Linked DNA regions of Homo sapiens: region 1 is linked to region 2. Evidence: chromatin loops called from intact Hi-C (ENCODE). Cell type or tissue: B cell. All regions are shown on one strand.

What was found. Peaks named below come from ENCODE experiments on the same cell type or tissue, not always from the same donor. Only the 100,000 strongest peaks of a DNase experiment are listed, where the experiment ranks them.
Region 1: it touches region 2 in a loop (6-fold over the local background); 3 of 110 quality-filtered maps call a loop at or near these places.

What each region holds. Positions count from the first base shown.
Region 1 is chr1:193,058,325-193,060,824 of GRCh38, reverse strand. It overlaps UCHL5 (ubiquitin C-terminal hydrolase L5), which reads left to right and starts at 1,465. Exons shown (of 11, transcript NM_001199261.3): 1 at 1,465-1,640. The coding sequence starts at 1,565. RO60 (Ro60, Y RNA binding protein) reads right to left here and starts at 1,213. Exons shown (of 9, transcript NM_001173524.2): 1 at 1,049-1,213. RefSeq lists enhancers at 314-1,046, 1,114-1,643, 1,047-1,779, 1,804-2,113. In B cell, no CTCF peak of the experiment used is centred here; DNase peaks (open chromatin) are centred at 1,354 and 2,204; H3K4me3 peaks cover 2,460 bases; H3K27ac peaks cover 2,429 bases.
Region 2 is chr1:192,609,092-192,611,591 of GRCh38, reverse strand. All of the region lies in intron 2 of LOC105371664 (a long non-coding RNA gene), which reads left to right. It overlaps LOC107985241 (a long non-coding RNA gene), which reads right to left and starts at 2,237. Exons shown (of 2, transcript XR_001738348.2): 1 at 1,656-2,237. In B cell, CTCF peaks have their summits at 1,055 and 1,254 (motif pointing right); DNase peaks (open chromatin) are centred at 1,291 and 2,301; H3K27ac peaks cover 679 bases.

The DNA of each region.
Region 1 (2,500 bases), 450 kb before region 2:
AAGGAAATATACTGTACAGAATCCTCCTAGTCTCCAAGTTGAGGGCAGAGTTTCCGGAGATAAACTTCAAGAAAGTTACAAAAAAAATTTTTTTTAAACCAACACTTCATACAAATTTTGGCTTCTACCCCATAGCGTACTCAGGCTCCTTTTAATACAAAAGCTGCTCTGTTGCTTCCCTCAATAAAATTTACCACGTTTATTTCATGGCTTCACATAATCTGTAGCACAAGGCTCCCTAACTCCAGGGCACAAGTCACCTATTTGAGAAGGAAGGAGTCAGAGTTTTACCCACTAAAACATTTTTTTTTTCTGGAAGCCAAAGGTCTTTCTTGGAATATGTAGCTTTTAAGGAGTAAATATACACTTAACGACTTCAATATACTCTTAAAAACTTTAATCTTAACACTATAGTATTCTATAAGAGCCTGCTGAATGAGGGCAATTTAGTAAATATTTAGTAAATATTTGGTTTAACTCATCATCCAGTTTTAGAACCATTCCAAATGTTTTTAGATTAATACACGACATTTGTTTTCAACCTAATTTTCCCTTGACGCACCGCATCCCCTTCCACTAGTCTAGCAGCCCCATGGACAAACCTTTCTCCTCTCCCTCGTTATTCCTCTGTGATAAATTCACCCTGTCTTCCCACAAAGATCCTTCTTCCAAAACCCAGATCCCGGGCGACGCCTCTCCGCGCAGAAGCCGCGGGAGAAGGAGGAGAAAGAGGAGGAGTAAAGCAGGCCCTCTCGACGTCGGCCTGTGGGGAGCGATGCCGACAAGCAGGAGCGGTCCCGGCTTCGGAAAGGGCCCACCCTGAGGAATGGTCCGGCCGGGCCTAGCGAGGATGTCCCTACCGCGATGCTGGTTCCGTTACCCAGGGTGGACAGGCGCGGAAGCGGGACGGGGAAGAGCGATAGTTTCGCGGCGTTTGCCCAGCCTCAACCCCTGGGATGCGGGTGAGAGACATGGAGGACTGGTCAGAATTTGCGCGTCCCTGGGGCCGCACAAAAGGCTCCCAGCCGGCCTCCCGCAATGTCCTCACCTGTACCTGGCAGCCGACCCCCTGGATCCGCAGCGCCGCCAGGAGAAGTCCTGCGCAGCGCTGGGAAACGACAAAAGAAGGCAGCCTGACGGGCAGCGACAGCCACAGCAACAGCAACAGCCCCACTGCCGCCGGGGATTCCAGGTTCGGTTCCCGGGAACGAGTCCTGCCCCTCTTCTTTTGCCCCGCCTCCGCCCCAGAGGGGCGAGGATCCCGGATGTTGCCTCCTCGGCGCTGTGAATCACCGCCCTTTCTTCTCAGGCCCCAGCCCTTCCGAATCCGCTACGGGTGCTGCAAGGCCTGGGAAGAGTTTCGATGTCTCTAGGGTGGCTAGAGCGTCCTCCCGCGCTCAGTCGCGCTGCAGGTGACGGCGCCCGGAGGCTGTCGGGAAGTAGGCGGGGTGACGTGTGGTTGACGAGCTCGGCGGCGGGTTTGCTGAGATCTGTGGCCGGCGGCAGCTGGTGCGGGGGGCAGCTGAGAGCGAGAGGTGGATCGGGGCGGTGTGTGGCCAGGGCCATGACGGGCAATGCCGGGGAGTGGTGCCTCATGGAAAGCGACCCCGGGGTCTTCACCGAGCTCATTAAAGGATTCGGTGAGAACCAAGGGGACCGTCCTGGGCCTGGGGTCACGGGAGGAGGCCCAAGCTGGGCATGGAGTGGTTCCCTGCGGCCACCGCCGCCCCGCGTCTGGAGAGGTGACTTCAGGAACCTGGAGTCCGGGTGGGGGAAATGTAGATGTTCTGCCCTCTCCTCAGCTCGAGACAGTCGCGTTTCCACAGTAATTTGTAGAGCCACACCACGAGGGCAAGGATCGTGTCAGTCTTGTGCCTGCTGCATCCTCAGGACCTGGCACCCAAATCCTGTAATTGACTTGAGGGCCCTCGCTCCCCAAGCTCTTAAGCACGTATTGCCCTTTGCACTGCCCCTTCTCTGCGGCGCGCACCTTATCCCGGGCTGGTGAGGTCAAGTGCATTGCTCAGGCCATTAGTCCTGCAGAAGCCACCCTAGGGTGCGCCTTCTCAAGGGTGAGGTGTCTGCGGCTCAAGCCGCCCAGGAACTCGAGATTCTGGTTATTCAAAGCAGAACGCCTTGAATGTGTGAATAGCTCTTCGGGACGTCCACACACGCTGACTGCGTGGGCCTGAAAGGCCACTTCACTGGTTCCGCTCTCTGCTCATTTCTGGCTTCCGGTGAAGTGAGTTTTCTTGAGCTAGTGTTCTAGACTAGAGGCCACATGCTTTCCTCACAGTTTCTCTCTGGCTGTATTTAGTGCCTTTCGTCCTAAATAATCAACACATTTTACTTTTTATCCTTCCCTATTTATCTTGTTCTTAGTCTCTTCTTTGGACAGTACGTTTTTATCTATTTCCCAAGTGTTATTGACTCTACGATGTTAAAACTTTTACGCGGGATTAACAATTAAACGTTGATGTAGATATTGCCTGTTGTACAC
Region 2 (2,500 bases):
ATAGAGATGGAGGCAGGGGATAGGTATATGGGGTCTTAATTGTCTGTGCAGTATTCCATTTTTACTAAATAAAATATGACAAAATGTTAAGATTACAAAAATAAGTGATAGATCCATGGGTGTTTTACATATTGACTTACAATTTTTTCTATGCTTGAAATATTTAATAATCCACTTTTTTTAAAAAAAGAAAAAAATGAAAACTGAAATATAAGAAGAGAAAGATGGCAAGACAAAGATGGTAAGAATTTACGTGTGTGTGTGTGTGTGTGTGTGTGTGTGTGTGTGTGTGTGTGTTGGGGGTGCCTAGTGCGGAGAGGGAGGGATAACTATAAAATGAGTTCAAACGTTCAAACTATCAGGACTAGAGCTCTTCAGATGTAGACAGTGGAAGTCTGTGAGAAGACTTAATAGAATTATGCAAAATTATAAATTTCTAGAATAAAGTGAAAAATATATGCTTATTAAATATTAAGGAAAGATGCTAGTGGTTCCTTTTTCATTTTAGTGAAGCAACTTGAGGAAGCATTCAAAATTAATATCATTTTGTTCAATAGCTAATGAAATTACCAAACATTTCAAGATTGGGACTATAAATGAATTAAATATTAAGTACATATTATGAATTTATGATCTAAAAGAAAATATATGTGTCAGAAAAGCTGATATATATTAAACCTTGAATTCAGAATGGAGCATTTCATATTCTGTTGTGTTAGGAACAGGTGCCTAGATGAGGAAGGCCATGTGACTGACAGCAATTTGTAGAGTCTCACATAAGAAATTGCTCAAAAGGCCTGTAAATTCTGACCTTCTCATGTTACTAATTATAGAATTGAGGCACAGAGAGATTGCACAATTTGCTCAAGGACACAACTAATTTGAGGCACAATCAGGACTATAAATCTATGATTTCCATCCCAGGAATTTCACGTTAAGTGATTCTGCCTTACATTTTTATAAATTTAGAGGGTTAACTGATTACAATGCCTACATTCACTTTGAACTTGCATAATGTTATTTTCTTCCTTTTTAACTATGATTGATAGCTAATATATTATCTGACGATGTAAGTACAATTTTTAAAAAGTGGTCTTTCTTAATTACAGTTAACTTTTTTCAGAGTTTCTTTGTGACAGGAAAGAGAAATTTGATATATTTATTTTACTTTAAAAATGTGCCAAAATCCACAAAAGGAAACATTATCACTGTATTTATTTTAAAAAAATTAAAAATCATTTATATTGGTCAAATTGGGGATTTCAAAATATGCCCATTAGCCACTAGGTGTCATCATAGGCCATTGTAATTAAAAGCCAGTATGTAATTTCCTTGAAAAGTTAATAGCAAAATTTTTGCCGAAATATTGACCCTTTTATAGATCTAGATACATAACTCTATATTAATATATTTAATAAATATACTAGGGATAAAAAATATATTTAAATAAATATAAATCAAATGTTTTTATATTTGTATTGAATATAGTAATATTCTATATTTAAGCACTAGGTGGAAAGATTAATCAGAAATAGATTTCACATAGTTATTATCATAGCCCATGAATAAGAACTTATGATTATAGTACTGACGATTTTAGTGACGTAAACACTATGTTTAATCAATGTTAACTAAAATGACAACATTTGTCTTACCTTGGGATTCCACTTGCATGTTGCTTTGTCACGAAAGAGAAGGTTGCGGGTAGACACAAGATCAGCCGCTATTGGTTCTGTTTCAGGGTGGTGGAGGAACATCAGAGGCAATAGTTCTGCAGGCTTGAAGGACATTATTGGGCCTGGCTGACTGGAAGCAAATCAGGCATCTATTTACCCCTGTATGCCACTTTGTGATACTATGCTTCCAACTTATACAAAGGTTTGTTTTCTTCAAGTAAGATGTGAACTTGCTGGTTCTTGGCTGAACATGAAGGTGTTAGTTTTTAGAATGGATCTGTCATATTCCCCATGGACTTTGAGTATTTAGTCACTTGTTTCAGAAAAGGAAACAAGGACAGAAAAAGAGGTTTTGGGTTCTCTTCATCTCTACCATGGCATTTTTTGGTTCCTGTTTGTCATTCAATTTTATTTCTCAGTACCGAAACTTCTTGAAGAATCCCCTACCTTATAATATGGAGCCCATCTCCCATTACATAAATAAAAAATTACAAATGTTTCAGCCTTTCTTTTAGCTATGACATGGGCACATGCCATAGTACCTGCCAATCAGATGTGTCTGTGGCAGGATGTGAATCGAAAGTTAGTTACATGAAAAAGAGGAACTGCAGAATGCTGCCGGCGAGAGTGGTGAGGAGGTGACAGCTACAACCCACGTCAGTGCTGTGGGATCCAGTAGCAGCAGATGGTGCTTGGTGTCTGGGGTTTTGGCTCTGAAAGCAGCAGTGTGTGTGCCCAGCGGTGGTGGTGATGCCAATTTGTGGGACAGTTTCGCAGCAGGATTTGGGAGGAGGTTTCCAACTTCTGGGCCTCCTAGAGATGAT